Regions from separate parts of the Mus musculus genome. Here all the other regions are linked to region 2. The links are chromatin loops, found by intact Hi-C in ENCODE. Cell type or tissue: left cerebral cortex. All regions are shown on one strand. Each heading gives the region's core, and the rest is flanking DNA. Links, peaks and the distances in the headings are about the cores only.

Region 1 (4,647 bases), core at 474-4,473, 170 kb before region 2:
GGGGGGAAGCAGTAGTCCTCTGCAGAACTCCAGCACGGGGAGCAGTATGGCTTGATGCTGTCCAGAAAATGTCCAAACGCCTGTTGCTGCGTTGCACGCTCAGTCAAACCCACGTTGCTTTAGGTTCAAGAGAGGAATAACCTTTTTCCAGGACTGTGGCCTCTGTGTCAGCAAAGAGGGCAGGGAAGGCCGCACACGCACGCCCTCATGCAACAGTTGCATCACGAAGTCTAGATTTGGCTCAGTTGAGCTCTTGTCGGTAACGTTTGCACTTGACAGTGCCATGTCACCTTGACAGGATCTAAACTATCAGAGAGGCAAGCCGCTGGACCTGCCTGTGAAGGGCAGACAGAGGAGACACACCTAAACGTGGGCAGTAACATTTCGCGGGCCTAGGTGACCATGAATAATTTAAATAAGGTACCATTCATTTATTCATTCATTTATGGAGAGCTCGAACGTGTGTGTGTGTGTGTGTGTGTGTGTGTGTGCCATGTCGCATGTGTTGAAGTGAGAGGACAGCCTGCGAGGTTGGTTTTCTCCATTCACCTCATGGGCTCTGGGTATTGACCTGAAGTCTTCAGGCTTAGCAACTAAATGTCCTCACCTGCTGAACTATTCACCAACCTAGGGCAGTGATGTTGATGGCCAAGGTCGAAGTGAAGCAAGCCCAGCAACCCTTGTTGTTTGTTCTGTGTAAATAACTCCCCAGAGACCATGAGCGGTAACCGTGCTGATGGGAGCCATGGGGATTTGCTAGTGGATGTATCTCCAGCAAGCGTTGAAGTTAATTCATTAGCTATGTGACAGAGACACGAAAGTCAACTTTTTTCATGAAGTTATTTTCATGACGGAGCTGAAGAGATGGCTCAGTGGTTAGGGGCACTCGTTGTTCTTACGGAGGACTGGTGTTCAATTCCCAGCCCCCGCATGGTGACTCACGACTATCTGTGACTCAGTTCCAGGACATCTGAGGACAGCAGGCATGCGCACAGTGCACAGACACACATGTCGGCAAAGCACCATACGCATCAAACAAACAAACAAACAAACACGTAAGAAATTGGAGAAACGATCTGAAGATTTGGGAGAAGAGGGAATCCTTATAAAAATTAATAAATACTGTATTTCTAACTGGGTCAAATTATAGACTTTTGTTTGTTCCTCCCCCCGCCCCCGTGTCCAGGTTTGTCGATCCCTCCTTTGGTGGGTGTCCTTCTCTGTACCCTAGCATGGTTTGTGAATCTTTCCCTCCAGAGAGCCACAAATCAGTGTCACCAGGGTTGGCACCTTCCATGGTTACTTCATAGGATTTAAGAGCCCGGGCTTAAATTGGGTAGACTTAACACATTTGATCTACTGCCTGGTGCCCTCGGTGCTTTTCCTTGTAACCCCAAGGAATGGCCTTGCTATGAAGAAGGCTAAGGAACAGCAATAGTAATGATGTTCATGGAGCCCGGTGCGTCATGATCTCTTATAATGCCTGCTGTCCATCATCCTCCCCATCTTCCTTCCAAATACGGGCATTGCAGATACTTCTCCACAGTGGCCATACTCTCATTACATTGCTTTTTTTTTTTTTAACGTCTTTTTTTTTCCCTTCTCGCTCAAGCCCTGCTTGCTCCAGCCCCAAGATTTATTTATTTATTATATGTAAGTACACTGTAGCTGCCTTCAGACATTCCAGAAGAGGGCATCAGATTCCATTACAGATGGTTGTGAGCTGCCATGTGGTTGCTGGGATTTGAACTCAGGACCTTTGGAAGAGCAGTCAGTGTTCTTTAACCACCGAGCCATCTCTCCAGCCCCCTATTTTTTGTATTTCTAGTACCAGCAACTACCTAGCAAATGGTAGTGGTTGGAAGATGTTTGCTGCGTGTATACATGACAAATGGGAGGAAGCAAAGACATTCGTTCCTGTCTTTTGTGAGCATATATGTGTTTGTGGTGTATGAATATGTGTACGGGTCAATGTGGGGTATCTTGTCAGTCACCCCACCTTATATTTTGATAAAGGTCTCTGTTGAACATAGAGCTCACCAATTCAACAAGATTTACTTGCCATTGAGCCTCAGTAGTCCACCTGTTGCATCACCATCTGCACTAGACTCATGCCCAACTTATATGTGGATGCTGGGGTGGGGTGGGGTGGGGCGTTTAAGTCTGGGTCCTCAGTCCTGTTCAGGAAGCACTTTGCCAACGGAGTCATCTCTCCAGCCACTAATTTCCATCTTCTAAGTGTTCAAATATTTTTTCTTTAGAAGTTAATTTATTGGACTGGCAGGATGGGTTAGTGGTGCCTACCCCTAAACCTGACCACGGGAGTTCGATCCTCGGGGCGCACATGACGGACACACACAAATAAATAATTTAAGGTGTTTATAAAAAGAAAGCTTAAAAATGAAATTTAAAAGTAATTTATATATTCAGAACACGTTTTTCTTTTAAAGTGCCATTTGTGGATAAGAAACTTAAATTGTTGGCGTTTATTTGCAGATAGTAAATGAAGGGGATTCAAGTCTTGCGACGGAGCTACAGGAAGAGCCCGAGGAAAGTCCTGGCCCTGTTGTGGATGAGAATATAGTATCAGCCAAAAAACAGGGACAGAGCACACATAATTGGAGCGGCGACTGGAGCTTTTGGGTAGTATCTTTTAATCTTGAATACAAATTCTCTTTAATTCTACAACAATTTATTTAATCCTTTGTGGTTAGCTTCAAGATTTCAGATGTTGTGACTTCCGAGACCCAATGACAGTTCTCACTAATTTTCGTTTGGCCACTAGAAGGCGCTGTTGTCTGGTCGGTGGAGTGCAGTGATCTGTTTGTCTCCTTGTGAAAATACTGCCTTACAATTGGACTGTGTGCTTAGTGTTATCAGCCGTATTGGAAAGATGCTAACATCGCATAAACTATGTTTCTGAGTCCAAGCTATTTTATGTAATTTTCATTCAAGGAATCGGTTCCCGTGGCAAGCACAGCTTCACAATGCATGCTCTGCAGTGTGTAATGGCTAGAAGATGGGTTATTAAGTTAGATCTTCAGATCTATCTTAAGTGTAACTCTGTTATCCTTCCAGTTTCCCCACATAAAAAGAGACTACGACTTCCCAGTAGGCACACTGAGACTGTGGAGTGTAATAGGAGAACGTGTCTGTCACTGTGTGAATGCTAACATTTGTTATTTTAATGGCTCATTCCAAAGCCAGCAATTCCTATGAGGATTTTGGTATTTGATAGAAATATCATGCCTTACAACTAGAAATGAGGTTTAAAGAGCGTCACACAGCAACCATAATTCCAGTATTGGTTTACGGGAAACCCACCTTGGGTATCCTGTATCCATGAGAATAGTCATTAAAGGACATGGTATCAACAGGCTATAAAGAGTAGTACACAGGCTGCCATCCTCTTTATAATTAAGAAGTCAGTGCATGGCTGTTACTGACTCTTCACACAGCTAGTAAGCTCTTACTTCCTCGTAGTAAAAGACTTAACATCATAAGGCTATGTTTTATTTTTGGTTAGCCACAACCTAAGGAAAATATGTTATTGCTAAGAAATACACTAAAATAACATAAACAAAATCATGCCATTTGTATCAACTATATCATTCTTGGAAACTTAGAAAAAAATCTATATATCATTTAGAAACTTTTATGGGTAGGGGAGAGACAGAAGTATCCTAAGTTGTCCAGGCTGCTCTCCTATTTGCTATGCGGCTAGGGCTAGCCTTGGACTCCTGAGACTTAGTTTTTTTCCCCTTTTGTTGAAAACAGATTTTCCCCCCTTTACGTAATATATTCTGATTGTGGTTCTCCCTCCCACCCTCTTCCCAGGCCCTCTCCACCTCCTCGCTTGTCTGAGTCCACTTCCTTTCTGACTCTCATTAGAAAAGAGTAATAATAGAATGTAACAAAATACAATATAATAAGATAAATAAAAAACTATCATGTTGAGGTTAGAAAAGACAAACCAGCAGAAGGAAAAGAGCCCAAGAGAAGGCACAAGAACCAGAGACCCACTTGTTCCCACACTCGGGAGTCCCATAAAAACACTAAGCTAGAGGCCACAACATATACACAGAGGACCTACATGTTGCATGGATGCAGACCCACGCAGGTTCTGTGTTTTTGCCTCGGTGTCTGTGGGTTCATATGAGTTTACTCATGTTGCCTTAGAGGCCCTCGTTTGCTTGGTGTCCTCTATCCTCTCTGCCTCTTACACTCTCTCTGTCCCTTCTTCCTGTGGCTTACCTGAGCTCTAAGGGGTAGGGAGAATTTGATGGGGACATCCCATTTAGGGCTATGTGTTCCAGGATCTCTCATTCTCTGTGTAAAGTCTGGCTAAGCTTATTTTTTGTAGCTGATATTGATGTAACTGAGGAAATTTTATAGCTCTGAGGGTTAAGTAGCTGTGGTTACTCTTGGATGACTTAAAGCAAGACAGTTATAGAAGGAAAGAACAACAGAATAACACTTTGGAAACCAGACGCTTGCATCTGAAGGTGTAGGGGGCAACAGAACCATCGCCGTCTATGATCTGGATAAAATACAACATCTTGGGCTCAATGACTAGATTGAGATGTTTGTTTGTTTGTTTGTTTGTTTGCTTTACAAGATGTCCAGATGACTTACATGTTTTAAAAT
Region 2 (4,647 bases), core at 442-4,441:
AAACTTTTAGTCCATTTTTGGACTGCTCTTGACATTAATGAATTCTGGTGATAGCCATGTAGCTTTCGCCAATGGGTCCTCTTGTTGAAGTACGTACAAAACCGTCTTCCTTGTGTCTGACGAAGGCTACAACTTTACCTCCCAAGGTCTCTTTTTTCTTACTCTATTGGCTTCTTCATGTAATGCTCATGCTAGTGGAAAGGCATGTGCATCGACTTGTTTTCTTGTTTATACTTAAGCCACCTCACGAAAAGCAACAGAATAATGAAAGATGTTAGAAAATCTAAAATTGAGGTGACATACAAAATCGTACAGGAATAGCAACAGTCACCTGTATGCACACTGGAGATCTATCATGACACCTGAGCCTTATGCTTCCTGTTTGATTTTGAAATGCCTTACCTTAATCCAGTGCCCCACATTATCAGGCTCAAATGAAGACTGTAGGAAATAGATACAAACTATTAATGCATAGCAATAGCTTCAGCAACACTACTGTCTTTAAGCTGTCTTCTCACTAAAGCATATGGAAAGGTAGCCTTCATCCTTTCCTCCCAACTTTTCACTGGCAAGTTCAGCACTGACTAGCAGGGAACGCGCATTAAACCACAGGAGAAGAAACAGGAGGCCTTGTCTGTGACATCCTTATCACTCCTGGCTACCTTGAGATTGTAATGTACTAGGTCTGTAGTCTAGGCATCAGCATTTTTTTTTTTATGTCTTAGTTCTCCAGGGCTAAGAGTCAACGTATAGAAGTATGTATTCTATATTCGGGTATAGAAACATTACTTCTCATGAAACCCATACAAACACTGTTTAGTTCACCTCTTTCTGCCATTTTCTGCTTAACGACTGTTATGGTCCTTTCTTTTCCTGTTTGTAGAAGTAGCCAGATGCCTTCCAGTCCTTCCTACACCTGAGATGTCTGATAAAACAGGAGTGGGGGGTGTGGAACAAAACTACTCAACTTGTACTGTTGTACCAAGCCTAAAACGAACGAAACAAATTAATCTCTACCCAGATCAGTCAGCTATTAACCTGAACTGAGAAATGGAGACCACAGGGAGCCTCCTCTGTTCTCTGACATCCAGAAGCTCACAGAACTCTAACAGCCACTGAGTAAGCAAGGGGATTTGCTTTGCAAAAATATTCGGGGTTTGTTTTTTTTTTTTTTTAAAACAACGGGACAAGAAACCAATCAACTGGCACAAGAAAGTTGCTGTAAAGGGTATAATATCCTCCCTCACTTACCTAACACTTCACCTTCATCTCACCTTACACACAATTAATGCAGCTGTTCTGTCTAAATAACTGTCATGGCAACAAAGAAAGAGCTGATCTTATTCAAACACAGTTGAATTTCAAGGCGCTCATGGATTTTACTTTATCCTCTAGACAGTAATAATGAGCACTATCAGGGGGGAAAAATCCCTCTTTTTGTAGTTCTAAGTTGTCCCAATTTTTTTTTTTTTTTTTTTTTTGCCTTGCATCATCAAATCTATATTCATATGCTATTTCGGGCCCCATCTATTATGCAATGGAGCAACCTCAGTTTCCACTCACTAATGCTCTGGCCTGTGCCCTCTGGTATCTGGAGCATGGTTTTCACTAAGCGGAATGTGCCCTGTGCACACAGCTGCTATATTTAGGATAACCCACAAGAATGATTACCTGGGGCCCCCACAAAAGCCACTCGTCTAAGAGGATTTTTTTTTCTTTTTACAGGAAAGTAAAACTGAAAGGTAAGAGCAGCTGGTGAAACTGCTCTGCTGCTGAAAGCTGAAGCCCCTCCATTTCAATACTCTCCTTTACATTTAAAGCATCTATTTTTGTGACTGTTAAGAGGTATTCTGGAAGGCACACTTGGTGTGGCTGTGACTTTGCATGGCTGTGACTTTTGTAATGTTCCAAGTTTTAAATGGTGTCTCTTTTATTTTTAATTACCCCCCACCCCCACCCCAATTCTTCCTCAACCTCCTGATGCCTTTAGGTGCTAATACACAGAAGAGGTAAGAGATACAGGGAGGCTCTAACTTTGAATGCTCGTGAAATTTAGAGATAACCATATGGATAAAGTATTGAGATACAACCATCTGGACTTCTGGGTTCATTTTAGATACCTTGTGTAAAACTGGAAAGGGAAAGATATAAGGGATAACGTCAGAGAATTTCGTGTGATGATTTTTTTTTTCCTTTTAAAGACCCCTTAACTCAGATTTGAAGGGGGCAGAAGAAAATGTGCGGAAAGTTTCCTAAAATTGGTGGCAGAGTAAGGATTAGGGGCAAATTCCCCTCACCATGATGGACACTAGGAGACCTCTCCATAGATAGAAATAATCCTTACAGGATGCAGCCCATCACAGTAGTGAGTACACAGACCCTTTGGCTCCTTAAATCACGCTACCTAGGGCTGTGCAGGCTCTAGGGTAGCCAAGGCCAGGTAAGGATGCCCCCGGGGGAAGAGTGAGGAAGCGCAGGGCGGGAAGCGGCTGGCTTCAGGACTGTGTGGCGCCTAGGGCCGGCCCATGTTCCTCAAAGCTCCCGACTGGGATCACCTTGAGATTCAGCTTCCTTGATAACCGTTTCCAGCGACTCAGCTCCATCTTCTTCTTTGAGGCGGACCCTCCCTGGGGCGCCAGCAGCACGTTTTGCACTCTCGGGCCTAGACTTCGGCCACAACAGAGACAACTGCGCCTCCTCCCAGACTGCTTTCAGGTGGTTCTGGGAGTTGTAGTTCTGCCACCTAGCAGCTAGACAGGGGTCAGACATTCCGGAACTACTACTCCCAGGAGGCGTTGCGCGGGAAGCTTGCTTTCACGCTGTTACTATGGCATCGGCGGAGGTCACTGGGCTTCTTTAGCAGGGCCTTTGCGTAATTCTGGCGCTTGGTGATGACGCAGAAATTCCGGATTGGCTCTGCGGCGGAGACCGTGGTTTAGTGGGCCAAGGGTTCTACGAGTCGGAACACGTGTTATCTCTTGCGAAGAGTTTAAGGGTCCTGAGGGTGCGGAGTTGTGTTATCAACCGGTGAGTGTTCCTTTTCCTTGTTGAGGGAGGGTGAATAGCGCCCACTTTTTTTTTTTTTTTATTGCGTTGCAGTCTTGTTCCCACCTCGTCATTACTTGGTTTCTTGTTGGTCTAGGCTTTTGCCAGCTCCGAGTCTCCCAGTGTGATTGCCAGTTACAGTTCAGAAAGAAAAGGACCTCCGTTCTCCTGGCCTCTGCCAGAGAATGAGCTTCTCAGCTGCAAGTTTTTCTGAGTTTAGCAGTTACTTGGGAAGCTATACGAATAGGAAAGTCTAGGGCTCCTGGGATGGCTAATGGAACTAAGGGAAAATTGAATCTAAATAGCCATGCCTGGATGTTGTCATGAACAGCCCACTGAAGGCGTGTGTGCTTTCAAGGCAGGGCAGAAATTCAGAACTGGAGCTTTGGACCCGGCCACTTGTTGGCAATTCAGCTTACTTACTGGCAAAATGGGATTGTACCTAAACCCTGGGAGTATTGTAATGATTGAAAAAGCAACGTGTGTAAAACATTCTGCCAGGGAATCTAAACCAAACTATAAACTGGTGGAAATATGATAAGGAAAGCTGTGCCCCATAGACCTAGCACCTGCCCTCTAACTTGAGTGTGAACCAGTAAGAACATTGTTGAATGGGCTGTGTTACGTTCAGACTTTCCGCTGTCTCAATGGTAGTTAGTTCTTTTGGAAGAGTTAGTTTCATGGCGATTTTTTGGAAGGTGTGCCTATTTTTTCCTGAATGAAAAGCAGAGTTCAGAGAAGTGCATATAATACAGTGTGTGTCCATTTTTGGAGAACAAGTGTGTTTAAATGTTTGGATGAGTCTGGAGAAAGGCTGTCAATTTGGAGAAGATGGCTTAGAGGTAGAGGGGCAAGATGGGAAAAGAACAATTACACTGTAGCAAAATGGGAACTATCACAGTTAATATGGAAACATTGTATTTGACAAATTTCAGTTTCTTTTAAGCCACTAGCCTATATTATAGCCTCTAAAACTAATACATCTATAATTCCAGTAACAACTCTGCCAGTTACTACTGGTAACTGTCTTAGTCACTGTTCTGTTGCTGTGAAGAGACACCATGACCAAAGCAACTGTTATAAAAGAAAACGTTTGATTGAGGGCTTGCTTACAGTTTTAGAGGTTTAGTCCATTATCATCACAGCAGGAAGCATGTTGGCATGCAGGCAGACGCCTGAGCAGTAGCTGAGAACTGCATTCTCATCCATAGGAACAAAGAGAATTGGCATGTACTTTTGAAACCTAAAAGCCAGTGACACATTTCCTCCAACAAGTCCATAACTCTTATCCTTCTAATCCTTTCAAATAGTACAACTCCCTGGTGACTAAGCATTCAAATATATGAGCCTGTGGGGGCCATTCTTACTCACACCCCACAGCGACTTTATTAGCTTCACTTGACTAGTTTATAAAATAAAGGTGAGTAGGGTCTGTGTTGTATTTGTTTTGAGGGTTAATGTAGTTAATGTATCAAGCATGGTAAGTACCCAATAAATGTAACTACTATGATTGTTAGGCCTTTCAATGGATGAAGTTACCATTTGCTTTTTTTGTTGTTGGGGTGGTGTCTCATTCTGTAGCCCTGTCTGGCCTGAAACACA
Region 3 (4,647 bases), core at 212-4,211, 250 kb before region 2:
TCTTTGGTCCATAAAAAAAAAAAAAAAGACCTCACTGGAAAGAGCAAATAGTCTAATAATGTAGTTCTCGTTTTTCTAGATATGCACATAAAAATACAGTAGTTATTAATTGCAAAATTATCTACTATGGAGATAAGGAAAATACATGATTTACAACTGGATATCCTGTTGCTATTACTAATAAGAATACTAAAGTAAAAAATATGAAATAAAAACATTTTTAAAAGTAAGCTTAAAAAGTTTCAATGCCCAAAATTTAAATCATAGGAGGGGGTGTTTCAGTTTTCTAAACTTCAGATTCATCTATTTAACTATGTTTGGTAAGCTCAATATACAATAAAACTTTAGCAAATAAAACTTCAAAGAAAATTCATGGAATAGAGTCTTTCCAATGAAGAGTCTGGAGACTGAATACAGAAGACATTTATACAAGTTCTGTATCTCAAGGACATTAACATCTTAATAAAACAAAACAACAAAGTAAAACTGCACTATACCCTGATCTCATTTTAGTATCTTAAAAGGAAGGAAAGGAAAATTTTAAGTCCCGTGCTTATTGGGAGTTAGTTAGGGAAAAATCAAATATACCTGTGAAATCATCTTAAAAGTTGTTTAGTCCAGAACCCAATTCTAAGCCCTCAACCCTAAAAAAATAAAACAATTTACTTAAGGAGTCTTAATTTTGAGCCTAACTACTGGCCTAAAATATGGATTCAACAATTCCAAGTTTGCCCAGTAACGCATTTCTAGGCATCTGCCTCCATCGTGTTACACTTAAATATCTATTTAAATACAAAGAGCCAGCTGGTGCTGGTGGCTCAAGCCCGTAATACTAGCAACTCAAAGGGCTGAGGGAGGCAAGAAGATTGTTGCCAAGTTCAGCGTCAGCCTGAGCAACTTAGTGAGACTCTACCTCAAAATAAAGTGCTGGGGACGTAGCTCAGTGGCAGAGTACTTGCAGAGCACCGAATACTTTGCTTCAATTCCAAGAACTCCAGTTAGTTAATAAAGTAGAATTGCTTCAAGAGTATACTAGATAAAAGTTCCAATAGACTGCCAACAGCACCACGGTGTGGTTCCATTTCTATTGTCAAGTATCAGAAAGACTAATCCTACACTTGAAATTGAACTAGACCCAATATTTTTAACCTAAACATCCAGAATAATTTCTTAGTCTTGTTATCTTCATTGCTTTTACTATAACAGAACATGACAAGTATGTTCTGAGTGTGTAGCAATGAGTAGAAAAAAATGACAGCATCAAAGTCGTACTCTACTAGAAAAATAAAACTTCCTAAAAATAACTGGATCATATTTTTAAAAATTACCAAGCATCCTGGATCATGGCTCAGGTGGAGCAAACATCCCCCCAAAAATGCCAAAAATAAAACCCAAAAAACACCGAATGAAAAACTAACATTTAAAGCAAACCAGAGTTTAGAAAAAATGTTTTCTATTTAGATTTAAAATCAAAACTTTCTCAGAATCATTTCAGAGGTATGGGACCTTCATTTTACACAGAACAAGCTTGTTTGGAGAAACGACTTACTTCGCTCTCCATAAAACGATGTTGAATAAACAACTAACTGAAACTGTAGTTATAATTTTCAGCTGACTTAGAAAGAAAAGACCGTTTAATATGTTTAAGCTTTCTTTTTTTTTCTTCTAATGACTGTAAGTAAAGGCAACCTCCAAAACTCGCGACGCTAAATACTGTAACAGTATATAAATCAATGGAAAGGAAATACTTCCTATCAAACGGGAACAGTTAAACCAAAATAACTTCTAATGTTACGGAAGATTTGCAAGATTAAACCTCAACTTTGCTAACGAAGAGCAAAAGCAGCAGCTCTCCTCCTTGCACTGGAGGGGGGGGGCAACACACACACACACACACACACACACACCACTGAAGCAATAGCTCCACCTACTGATCCATGGCTACTTCCTTAAACATTTTGGCACCCCAAAGTCTACACCGCTCCAGTTTATTCCCCCTCCCCTCCCGACCGCCCGCCTTCCTCCACTCGCTCTGACCCAACCCAAGTCCGTTGAGTCACTAGCTCCTAGCACTCATCCCCCGTGCTCTTTATTCCAATTCCTTTTCCCTCCAGAAGGTTCTGCACGGCCCACAAGTCTTAAGAAAACCCGCAACGTGTCAAAGCCCGCGGCCACAGCGCCGTTCCCGGATCTGGAGGAGCACCTTCAGGTGGCTCGGTGGTGCGCTCCCGGGAAGAGGCCCCCGGGCGCCTCATTCCTCCTCCCCGTGATCTCAGGCGGTGCACACACGTGAAACCGTGGACTCGCGCCCTTGCCTCCGTCGGCCCTTCAGCCCGCCAACAGCCGGCCTAGCCTCCGCCCCCCTCCGGGAGCCGCGGGACCGGGGAAGCCCGGCCATGACCCTCCGCCCGGGCTTCGCGCGCGTCTCTTCCCCGCAGCGCTCTCCCTGTCCATCGACCCACGCCCCTCTCCTGGGCCCCGGCCGCCGGGGTCCCCCCCACACCCCCGCCAGCTGCCCTTCCTCACCCTTTCATCTTCCCCGTCTGCTGAGGCCGTCGTTACAGCCGCCGCCAACGCCGTCGTCCTCGTCGCCCGGAGCTCTCCGCCCGCGCCCTGAGCTCAGACCACTCAACCCCACACGCCGGTCTTTTGGCTGAGAAGCCAAGCCAGGCCCTGAGGCTCCGGGAGACGCGGGGAAATCTGCCGCCGCGCTGCCGCCGCCGCCGCTCCTCCACACGTGCACTCGGGACACTCGGCTCCCGCCCGCAGCTGCCGCCAGCCAGACCCGCCGCCGCGCTGTGACCTTTCACCCCGCCCCTCAACGCGCCGGCGCGGCCGCCGCGTCGCGCGCAGGCGCAGTGCTCCGCGCCGCCAGGATTCCCCGCCCCCCGCTCTCCAGGGGCCGGGCCTACGGCCCGCTAGCTCCTCCCACCCTTTGCGACACTCTCTAGGGGATCTGGCTTGGTAGGCTCCGGCGGCAAAATCCGGATCTTTCCACCCTTCTCTCGCTTTCAAGCCAGCAGGATCAGCCTTTCCCGCCCCCCACCCCGATTCCTTTCTAGCCCTCCAGTGACCTTCAAACCCTCTGGCCGACTAATAGGGTTTTGTAAAACGGATTCTTCTCAATGTAAGAAAGCCCATGGGAACTTGCAGTAAATGTGTTTTAAATTCAAAAGGTAGTGATGGGTCCGGATAACTTGGCGATCCTCCAGCAGGCAAACCTCACAGGGTTTTTTTTTTTTTAAATCACGTGATAGGCTTAACGTCTTCCAGCCCAGGATTTTACTGGGGCCTTAGAGGCGGGACTCATGGCCATTTCCGGTCCCTAGAGCGTGACTTAGCGTCACTTCCTTAGCAATGCACTTTAACCCTTGCCATCCTCGTCTTCTGTACTGTAGTTTCTGTAACCCCCGTCATTGTAAAAAAAAAAAGAAAAAGAAAAGAAAAAGAAACTAACGCTTTTCTGAAGTCGCGGAACCATTCACATCCAAGGCGGTCCGCAAAGATTTAAGCCTGCGAGACGCGGCGTGACGGGCGAGGGGAAGCGGGGTGGGGCTTGAGGACACATGACTAGCTAGGACTGGCCCGCCTCCTGCAGCTGAAGACTTCCCCTCTCTCAGTGACAGAGCCTCTGGGTCCCGTCTAGGTACACTTTCTGCATTTCGAGCCCGGGCAGGTGAGGTGCGACAGGTAACTCGTGGCTGGTGGGGACGATTGACAGGGTGAGAGCAGATAGGGTGTGTGAATCGCGGCCTGCGGATGCTTGGGGCTCCCTTTCCGTTGTCCTCCTGCACGGGCGAGGAGCTCATTTCTGCTAGACCCCTGGCCCTTCACCATCACCGTGGTCCATTGACTAGGGATTATGATGCCCACCTTTTCCCTGGGTTGAGAGCGAGTACGGCCATTATGGTTCCCTATTTGGAGCCTTTGGGGCTGATTCAGGTGGTAGGATTGTGTTAGCTATTTCTTGGGGGTCTGCAACAACCGACGGATCCCATTCCCCTAAACTCCTTCCTTGGGAAAGGCCATGGCCCGGGTGATCCGGATGGTAGGAAAACCCCGGGAGGCAGAGGCGTCTCCGGTGAGACAGGCTTGGGAGGGGATGTCACTGAGATGGCCCTCACTGCAGAGTCACACTGAAGGGCTTTCCCCACAAATGTGCGTTCTCAGTGATCCTAAGGGTTTGCCGACATCCTTGCAGAGGTTCAGGGAGTCTTCAGATGAGACTGGAAGGGTAAGAGCGGGCCTTACACCTTTTTTTTCGGAGAGAAGGTGGTTGTACTCTCCTCAGAACAGGGTGTTGGTAATGCGACAGTCTCGGTTGGTTGGGAAGGTGATGAAAGGTGGTGTTGCCTTGTTGGGCTGGAGACCCAGACTAGCTTATGGGAAAGTGACGAGGTTTTCCCGAAGGGGAAGTAATTTTACGGAAACTGATCAGGCTGAAAACATCATTAATCCAAATCCATGTGTGTATAGTTTAAAGACTAGAAGATCGAGTCTAGACATTACTGACTTCATGTTTTCTGCCTGTGGGTCATTCCTTTTTGACATTTCTTTTAAGTCCTACATAATTGCCCTTCCCAGTCAGTTTAAAATTTGTGAAGTAATGCTTGTGCTCTTAATTCGCTTTTGCATTTGTTAAAAAAT
Region 4 (4,647 bases), core at 326-4,325, 89 kb before region 2:
GTAAGATTATTATAAAATCTGGGCATTCCATGACAGATCAAATTGAGTCCATGAGTAATGCTTAGATTCAGCTTAGCAACACCCATGATAGAGGTGGCCCATCAGGTAGAAAATAATTAATCACTTTTCAGTAGCAGCTAACTTGTCTTGCTGGCAAATTATAAGCTGGACACAAACTTGCACTCAGCAATAAAGACTGGGGGGCATGCAAGCTGACCGGAGTTGAGAGGCGCAAGCTTGGGCTCTCGGGAAAACCACTCAGGCACTTGTGTCAGCACCAGTGGTTTGTGAAAATAAGGACTTGGCGACTTGACTTGAAATTAGCTGCGTCCCCCGGGATTTAGGAAATGTTCAGGACGTATTTATTGTTTTGTTCTCTAGCTGTCTTTCTAGAACACGCACATATATTTATTTTTATTGAATATCCATTGCCTTTAGTCAATGTTTCCTTTCCCTCAGTGTCACCAAAGCCAAATGTCATTGCTAACAATGTTTTTGAGACGCCTGTAGGGAATAAAAATACTGGCTAAAGGGAAGGGTTTCTCTTCATGAATCCTAACTAATCTCCCTGGGGCAGGGGGCTTCGGAGTAATACCTTCTGTTCTGTTCTGTTCTGTTCTGCTTTGTTTTGTTCTGTTCTGTTCTGTTCTGTTTTGTTTGTGATAAGAACATAGGAAGTCTCTGGCTGTGAGTTTGAGTGACTGGATTAGAAACTTCAGATTGTTAAATTTAGAAAAATGTTAACTGTCAAAGTGAATGCTTTTGTGGTTTCTCTTAAAGCACTTCACCATATACCTCAAAGATTACCAACGTCACTTTGTAGATAAAACACTAAATATGTACGTAGAATTAATGAGATCTTAATCTGTTATGTATGGATTGACTTCAATAAAACCGGAAATGTTTAAGTTGTCGTTTTTTCTTCTGTTTCTGCTTAAAACCAAACCAAAACCTAGAAAGCCTGGGGTAGGGAAAACCTGTACGTAGGCCCATAGTTCTTACAGATTTGTGCTGCAATACAAACCCAGAGGGGACTCTCTTGGGCAATTTCATTGCAAATGTGCAGACTACTGAATCAAAAGTACCACCGAGGCCTGGCTGGAAAGCAGCTCCATCCTCCAGGACTCGCGAGCGAGAACAAGTTGGATAAGCCGGGCTTGGGGTCCACAGCGGGCCTCAAGGGAAGGCGGGCGACTCGTGGGGTGGCACCTCTGAAGGCGGCCAAGGTGCGGATCGAACCCCAACGCCTGTTGCCGGCGCTGGAGGACCGCAGGCGACCGGCGGAACTCTGGCGGCGCGCGAGCGCCGGGGTCCGATCCCGCACCCCGGCGGCACCGCGAGGGCCCCGGCGCAGGTGCGAGGTGGCCCGGCCGGAGCGCGGCGGGGGAGGGGCCTCGTGGGCAGGCGGCGCACGTGCGGGCGGCGGGATCCCGGCGCCGGGGGCGGGGCACCCGGAAGCGCGCGCCGACCTGCGGAGCGGCGACCGGGGGCGACTGGCTCGCTCGGCAGGCGCGCGCACCGGCGGTGCTCACAGGTGGGCGACTCCGCCCGGCACTCCCGAGCCTGCCGTGCGGGGTCGCAGGCTCAGCCGCGCCCAGGGGAGTCGGTCCTCCTCCCGGTCCCCGCCTCTGTCGGGAGGGCAGGTAACTTCCCCGCCAAGGTCATTCTCCAGGCCCGCCCACGCCCTCGGAGCGGCGGGTTCGGAGTGGGCTGGACGGGCGACCTCGGGGCTGCTGGGGCTCCTGGCATCCCCGGGCCGGTGGGTGGTTGCAGCGCCAGGGCGTCGCTGCCTGCACCTGCGAGGGTGAGTTTCCACGGCGCGCAGCCTTGGGGTGGGGACAGCCCGGCCCTTTGAGCCGGCACCCTCAGGTGAACTGGGCCGCCCTAGCTCTGCTGTCCCGGGCCGCGTGGTCGGCTGTCGCCATGGGAACGGCTGGTGCCCAGATGTTGCTAGCCTAGCTGGGAAGGGGAGGGGAAGGTGCTCAGAGCCCCAGAAGTCAAGGAACCCTCCTGTCAGGCCACGCGGAGCCCGAAAAGCCTGATGAAAGCAGGACCCTTCCCCCCTTTTCATTTTTTTATTGCTCAGGCGTTGGCGTTAATGAGAAGCAAGGATGTGTTTACAGGATGTGAGTTGAGTTCTTGCCACCTTTACCTTCTGTGAGCTTCTTATGCCTCATGGTGACAGGTACAAATCCGTACACTAAAGGGCAATATGAAGCCAGTCAAAAAAAAGAAAACCGAAGAACCTGAATTGGAGCCCCTGTGCTGTTGCGAATACATAGATCGAAATGGGGAAAAGAACCACGTGGCTGCCTGTTTGTGTGATTGTCAAGACCTCGATGAAGGCTGTGACAGGTAAGCTTACAGTTTCCAGATGCTGACCCCACTGGTTCTGTTGAGACCTACATATGTATATATATTCCTTCAGGTTTGCCGTCCAGAATGCTGAGGTTTGTTCTTGCTATTCCAAAGGATCTAAAATAGAGGATTGGTTTTTTGCTGTCAGGTGTGAGGATTTTAACAGTTTTCATTTTAAAGGATCATGGAGGATAGTAGGGTAGATTAGATGTATATAAGAACGCAATCCAGCACACACACTGCAAGTTTAAATGGACACTCCAGAAAGTTCTGTATTTTCAGTGATCTTAGTAGGACCCATGCATGGGGTTGTTCTCACGTGGTCACATGAACTTGAAGGGTAAAAGATAGCTTCTCTGTTCTCAGTTCACCCTGTATTTCCAGAGAGAGAGGCCATGTACACCTTGTGGGGAGTGACTGTTTTTCTGTGTGTAGCAACACAGTCCTGGTTGGAATATTGTCTTATCTTTGGCCTTTACTTTTACCACAATCTCAGCGATGGAGATTGCTATCTAAAAAGAGAGTTTTTAACCTCTGTTAAAACCAGTTTGTATCAAGCAGCAATAAACTGCTTTTAGCCATTTTTCTAAATATATATATTTTAAACATCTGCTTATGGAAGGCATAAAGTGATAGGAAGAGGGATGTTGGAGACAAGCTTTTCCCAGAAATTGTCCCTTCTGGCTACACAGTCATGGTGACTGTAGATTGTTAATCAGGCCAAGAACAGCTTTGCATGGGGACCACTGCAGTCTTCTGTCACTCTTGACTGGTAAAGCCCATTACCTCTTTGTTCCTTGTCTCTTTCTATAGTATTTCTTTTTAAATAGGTAGCCTTAAATATAGCTTCTTGAGACTTAGTCTAAAATCCATCCTGAGGAAAATAGAGCACTTTGCACTAAGGAATGGAGAGTGTATGCCAGTTCCATAATGGCCATCATTCAGGAAGGACCATGGCTTTGCCACTAACTTTGCTAACTCTTCCTCTCTCCTAGCCCTTGGGGCCTGAGCTGTCCTGAGTTCTCTCCTCTGCCCTATCTTTTTTCCTGGAGACAGGCTGCCCTGTTCCCACCACTCCTACTACTCTCTGACTCCAGGTGATATCTCCCATTCACTTTAAGGTGTGTCGTGCCTTTAAAAAAAAAGCCTACAGTTATTTTTACCTAAACTACCTTTTCTTTCTCGCCTGTCTTAGTCCACTTAGGCTGCTGCAACAAAATACTTCAGAGTGGGTACATTACAAGTGATGGAAGTGGACTGTCTACGGTTCTAAAGGTGGAGAAACCCAAAGTCCAAGTGCTGGCAGATTTAGTATCTAGTGTGGCCCCTCTTCCTCATGGGTGGTATCTGCTCAGTGTATCCCCACCCAGCAGAATGGATGAAAACCCTGCCTTTCTTGGTCTTCTTTTGTGTGGATGTTAATCTCATCCACAGTGTGTTCTGTTGACCTCACACTTCCCAAGAGCCCCACCTCTGAATAAGATTGCACCGAGAGTTAGGTTTGAACTACATGAATTTTAGCCACTAATATTGGATCATTTGCAGTCTACCTCTGCCCCCTCCAAAGAATGTCTTCACATGAAAAACATACCCCGTACCTCCTAACAACCTCCAATATTTAATCATTCAAATGTCAGCACAGACATCTTAAGTTTCCAGAGTGGTCTGGGTGGCATCGAGTAAATCAGAAATGGGTGAAACTCATGAAGGCCTCTGCATGAAGCTGTGGGCCTGTGACTAACAGGCTGTTGGCAGTAGAGAGGTTAGGAGTGCTTCTTGCTCTTGCAGAGGACCAGGGTTCAATTCCCAACACCCACGTGAATCTACAACTGCCTGTAATTCCAGTCCCAAGGGAGCCAACATGGTCCTCTGACCTCAGTGGGTACGAGGCACACATGTGATACATGGTATATACATGTAGGCAAAACACTGTACACATAAACTAATAAAAAGTAAAGAAGAAATAACAGACTGTGAACTTTCAAAACACAATAGTGGGACATTCTTTGAAAGACATTCCCAGGGTGGGAAAGAGAAATGAGAAAAGGAATGGCACATCCCATACCCACAGGACAAATGACATGTGTGATGCAAATATCCTACCTTCCAGACACAGTGCTGAGCTAGAAGTATGGCTTTGCTCCTACTGTAGCTCTCATGCATTGGAGTCTTGTGGTTGCACAGAGCTTGTGGGTGGCTGGCTCCACCATCCTGGGTCCTGGTCAGTTCTTCCCCTACAGCTTTCCTAGGCATTGCCTGGTGAGGCTCTCTGCAGTGGTCCCATACCCA
Region 5 (4,647 bases), core at 486-4,485, 260 kb before region 2:
CCCCCCAACCTTTGTATGTGTATAAAGGACCAACAGTCAGAGGACTTCAGACTGTCCCTGGAGCTTTGGTTTTTGTCCACCTTTTCACATTCCCTGTGTTTAGATCATATTCAGTTTTCCATCTTGATGCTGAACTCTCAAAGCTGGACCCCAGAAGCAACTCCCTGGTTTGTTTTGCTATTATCAATACAGATGCTTAGCTCACTTCTGAAACCTCAACTTTTGTTATAGCCTCTCTGACTTGTATTCATTGTACAAACCACATATATACACATAATTAGATATGTAAACATTACTTGCTATGTGATAAGCCTACACTAACAATTTAGATGTGAATTTATAGAACTTACATCTGTCAGACATGATGGCATACACCTTTAATTCCAACACTTGGGAGGCAGAGGCAAAGAGGAATTCTGAGGTCTAGTTCACTATGGTCTACATAGCCATTCCAGGACAGCCACAGCTATATAGAAAAACCATCTCAAAATCAAACCAACAACAAAAAACCTTTTGCATTCACTTTAACCAGACTACCTGGCAAATTGCTGCCACTGAAATCATTAAACCTTGTGAATTCAATGTTAATAAATTCTAACATTGTAGAAAGACAGAAATGCATTCACATATACATCTTATTTTTGTAAACAAAAATCTTCAAATTTTAACATTTCAACCTCCAACTATATCAAGCCGTCCAGTTATTAAGTCTGCTTTTGGTGCAAATCTGTACAACAAATACATATTACATGTATGTATACCTTGTATGGATATTTGTGAGAGAAATTAAATCCAAGGTGATTCCACTGAGCCTTCATTCTAATGTTATCTTTCATTAGTGTCACTTTTAAGGAAATAATGACCTTAAAAGATCTTTATGTGCTTAAGTTTAAATATTACCAAACGTGACTTAAAGCAATGCTGGTGTTAAATGAGTCAAAACAAGCAAAAAGTCGTAGAGAGAATGTACTTCAAGACTTTTTACATAAAATGATAATGTAACAGACTACTTTTGAGAATTGTTACTTCCAACACACTATAGAAATACTAGAAGAGTCCAGCGGTGGTGTCTTATTCCTTTAATCCCAGAACTGGGAGGCAGAGTGAGTTCGAGGCCAGCCTGGTCTACAGAGTGAGTTCCAGGACAGCCAGGGTCACACAGACAGACAAACAAAACAAAAACAAGGAACTTATGAATTTCAGAAGTAAGAGCAAGAACCCTATATTGTTGGCCTAAAACTTAAGTCAGACAAGTGATCAGAGCATTTGACCCATCCCTTGTTCCTTTCAAGTGGCTGCCAACTTAAATCACACGAGAAGACTCTTATGATTTACTCATCTATCTCTCATCTATATCATTCCTACTGGTACTCAAGTTTACAATCCGAATTACAGAAAGCCAAAGACAGCAATTATGAGGACAAAACTTTTCTTAGCTCAACTAAATAATGTGACATTGTTTTCTGATTTTCAAATCTATAGCAATCAAACCCCACGTCATCTTCATTTAAGAATTACTAGACTAGGGATTGCAATAAAATCAAACAGAAAATACAAAAATGCATATAGATATTTATAGTCTTTAGGACAGTATGGCTCCAGGGATCATCAGCCTGTGTCAAGTCTCTCCAGTTTTGCAGTACAAATTCATGGCCCAGACCAGCTCTTGTAAGCCATGTTGTAAAATTATGCATCCATTAGATAATAAGCACTCTTTTGGGTCACTGTCTGCTGATGCAATAGGACATCACAGGGTGAGCAAACTTATGACTAAAAGTTTATGTAGCTCACAGTTCTAGAGAGCAATGCAAGACTGAAGGATCACATCTGGCTGGTGGTCTTGTTATATTAACAGTCACCACATAATTTAAGAATAGGGAGGAAAAGATCTCCGCTCTTCTTTTTTATAACAGACTCTGTAACAGTAACAAAGGTTTCAATTCATTCAGGAGCACAGAGCCCTATAACTTAACCACCTGCCATTCACATTTCTCAATACTGTTTAGATGGGAACTCAGTTTTCAGGGTGAGTTTTAGAGAGACCAAACTGTAGAAAACACCCAAATGTATCAAGTTATTAAGATAATACAATTATGCTCAAAAATTTAAAACAAATTTAGTGGCAATATTCTGAGAGACCACAAGATGGAGATATGACTCCACAAAAATGACCTCCCACCCCCCACCCAGGTCTGACTTACTTATAACAGCAAAAATAAATGCAGAGAAACTCCCTATACCTGCTTATTCATTCAATGGCTACCTATTGAACCTATCTTGGAACAAAATTGTAACTAGTTAATCTGATTTTCAGTATTTTTTGTTGAAGGTGCCATAGAAACCTCTGAGCCCAGAGATTAAATTAACGCTCCAACAGAGAATGCGCCTGTAGAAAATATTTACAAATAAAGGTATACTTGGGCATTTCTAGGAATTTTCATTATACTGAGAGATCCACTCTATCATATTCCCTCAGAGGAATCACCTGTATTCCTTAAGGTTAGAGAGAGGGATACATGCCCCATAAGGGTGCATCTACATCAAACTCAAAGTATATTTTAGCAGAGGTCAAAGTATGACTAAGGTCAGTAAAAAATTTTGAGATATTAAAATAGATTTCTCCCCTTCCTGATTAATAGGACTTAATTTAACCCTGACTTTCAGTAAATGACATGAAAGGTCAAAAACATGGCTTGAATATACTAACTGCTCAAAAGGCTTTTCTTTTTCGATTACTGAAATTTCTATTACTATGTCTGTCCTCCCCTCTCCCAATTCCTTTAAACTTTAAAGACAGTATCTCTTGTAGCCAAGGCTGGCCTGGGACTTGTTTTTTGCAGCTTAGCATGACCCCGAACTACCAATCCTCTTCCAAAGTGGACCGACAAGCCCTACTTAAGCATTAACTTTTACACTTATCTTCTCTACCAAACTCCAAAATGTAAGACAGTATTGTCAGTAAATCAAAGAGTCAGTTGATAGGTTTGGGCTTCTCATCTAGAGTTTAAAGTAAGGCCTCTTAATATGTAACTGCTGGCATTTTAGATTGGATACTCCTTGGGGCTGCACATCATCAGATCCCTAGCTTTTGCCCATTGGAGGCTATCTCTTTTCTCTACTTTCATGAATAGCCTCATTTATTCAATTACAGCTCGATTCAGACAATATAGAAAGTTAGTTTTGAGGTATACTTTATGTATCATGATTGAATATGTTCAAGAGTTGTCCCCAAGTAGTAGGGTTACTGAAAGGTACTGGACCACAGGGATTCTAACTTCACTAACAGATTCACACTGAATGGGTGACTAGGAGAAGCTAGGTCTAACTAGAGGAAATAGGTACTTGGAGCCATGCCTATGAAGGGTTTATCTTGTCCCTGACCCTTTCACATGATCATAGAGATGAGTAGCCTCTTCTGCCAGATAGAAACCTACACTTTATGTTCTATTTTAATACTTATTAAATCCATTTCTTTAATGTTATGATTCCCATACTTTTCCTTTTGCAGGACAGCTCAAGCCATTATTTCAGCTTGAATTCTGAAAAGTATAATTAATGGAAGAAGGTAATATGAGGCAAGGAGAGAATGCCATCACAATAAATATAGATAAATCAGGATTTTAAAAAAAGTTTGATTTCTGTTCTGTTTAAAAACCCTTCAGCAGGATTAGAGTATAGCAGGCACATCAGTAATGCCAGCACTTAGAGGCAGAGGTCCTGAAGATCAAGTCCAGCCTAGGCTACAAAATCTCAAAACAAGCAACATCAAAAATCCCAGTTGTACAGTCTTACAAATCAAACACCTTAGCATTGCATAATATATAATAAAGCCATTCCTATGGATGGATACTGATCTAGACTCAGCTTCCAACTTCTTGCTCCATAAAACTGATCTGAATGTTTCAACTACATTTTCTCTCTCTCTCTCTCTCTTTTTTTCTTTTTGTTTTTTCGATTTTTTTCAAGACAGGGTTTCTCTGTGTAGCCCTGGCTGTCCTCGAACTCAGAAATCCGCCTGCCTCTGCCTCCCAAGTGCTAGGACTAAAGGCATGCACCACCACCGTCCAGCTCAACTACATTTTTTTAAAAAAAGATTTATTTATTATATGTAAGTACACTGTAGCTGTCTTCAGACACTCCAGAAGAGGGCATCAGATTTCGTTACAGATGGTTGTGAGCCACCATGTGGTTGCTGGGATTTGAACTCCGGACCTTCGGAAGAGCAGTCGGCGCTCTTAACTACTGAGCCATCTCTCCAGCCCCTCAACTACATTTTTTCCAAGAACATTATTTTTATTTTTAAAGTTTTGGCAGTTGATAAAGATCATGATCTTAAAAAAAAAAAAAGCTAGTTACAAGAAATACAAATGACCACTAAAAGTAGAAAATGTCCAACTTCACTAAATAAAAGTTTTGTATCAAAAGAAAATGCTAATTATTTAATCAGAAAAGTAAAACTAAAGTGAATATGTACTCAAAATCTACTTAAAAACTGTTATTTCTATTATTTTTCAAATAGTCATGTGTAGTCACAGCACATGCAGACAAAAATTTTTGTTTGTTTGTTTTTTTTTAAAGACAGGATTTCTCTGTGACCCTGATTGTCCTGAAACTCCATCTGTAGATGAGGTTGGAGTTTAATTCAGA

The links. A loop is a pair of places that touch in the nucleus more often than their neighbours do. Peaks named below come from ENCODE experiments on the same cell type or tissue, not always from the same donor. Only the 100,000 strongest peaks of a DNase experiment are listed, where the experiment ranks them.
Region 1: a loop joins it to region 2, with 4 times the contacts of the local background. A loop is called at or near these places in 36 of 42 quality-filtered maps.
Region 3: a loop joins it to region 2, with 2.3 times the contacts of the local background. A loop is called at or near these places in 7 of 42 quality-filtered maps.
Region 4: it touches region 2 in a loop (3-fold over the local background); 3 of 42 quality-filtered maps call a loop at or near these places.
Region 5: a loop joins it to region 2, with 2.7 times the contacts of the local background. A loop is called at or near these places in 7 of 42 quality-filtered maps.

What each region holds. Positions count from the first base shown.
Region 1 is chr16:44,057,098-44,061,744 of GRCm38, reverse strand. It overlaps a transcript of Gramd1c not described here. Among named protein-coding and RNA genes, the nearest start is that of Gramd1c, 17 kb to the right of the region's middle. In left cerebral cortex, for the core only: a CTCF peak has its summit at 2,781 (motif pointing right); DNase peaks (open chromatin) are centred at 908 and 2,792; H3K4me3 peaks cover 317 bases.
Region 2 is chr16:43,887,947-43,892,593 of GRCm38, reverse strand. Qtrt2 (queuine tRNA-ribosyltransferase accessory subunit 2) reads left to right here and starts at 2,918. Exons shown (of 9, transcript NM_001356329.1): 1 at 2,918-3,027. It overlaps Ccdc191 (coiled-coil domain containing 191), which reads right to left and starts at 2,692. Exons shown (of 16, transcript NM_027801.1): 1 at 2,556-2,692. The coding sequence starts at 2,603. In left cerebral cortex, for the core only: CTCF peaks have their summits at 2,276 and 2,476; a DNase peak (open chromatin) is centred at 2,825; H3K4me3 peaks cover 1,818 bases; H3K27ac peaks cover 1,092 bases.
Region 3 is chr16:44,137,991-44,142,637 of GRCm38, reverse strand. Atp6v1a (ATPase, H+ transporting, lysosomal V1 subunit A) reads left to right here and starts at 3,379. Exons shown (of 15, transcript NM_007508.6): 1 at 3,379-3,676. It overlaps Naa50 (N(alpha)-acetyltransferase 50, NatE catalytic subunit), which reads right to left and starts at 2,847. Exons shown (of 5, transcript NM_001347239.1): 1 at 2,527-2,847. The coding sequence starts at 2,534. In left cerebral cortex, for the core only: CTCF peaks have their summits at 1,071 and 1,932 (motif pointing left); DNase peaks (open chromatin) are centred at 2,015, 2,941, 3,288, 3,555 and 1 more place; H3K4me3 peaks cover 3,405 bases; H3K27ac peaks cover 2,978 bases.
Region 4 is chr16:43,976,616-43,981,262 of GRCm38, reverse strand. Zdhhc23 (zinc finger, DHHC domain containing 23) reads left to right here and starts at 1,454. Exons shown (of 5, transcript NM_001007460.2): 1 at 1,454-1,804; 2 at 2,087-2,355. The coding sequence starts at 2,213. It overlaps Gramd1c (GRAM domain containing 1C), which reads left to right. Exons shown (of 17, transcript NM_001359085.1): 17 at 1-913. It overlaps Gm46552 (a long non-coding RNA gene), which reads right to left and starts at 1,390. Exons shown (of 2, transcript XR_001781930.1): 1 at 1,025-1,390. In left cerebral cortex, for the core only: no CTCF peak of the experiment used is centred there; DNase peaks (open chromatin) are centred at 1,574, 1,715, 1,890, 2,269 and 1 more place; H3K4me3 peaks cover 2,070 bases; H3K27ac peaks cover 1,331 bases.
Region 5 is chr16:44,146,703-44,151,349 of GRCm38, reverse strand. All of the region lies in intron 1 of Naa50 (N(alpha)-acetyltransferase 50, NatE catalytic subunit), which reads right to left. Among named protein-coding and RNA genes, the nearest start is that of Naa50, 9.2 kb to the right of the region's middle. In left cerebral cortex, for the core only: a CTCF peak has its summit at 2,118 (motif pointing right); no DNase peak of the experiment used is centred there.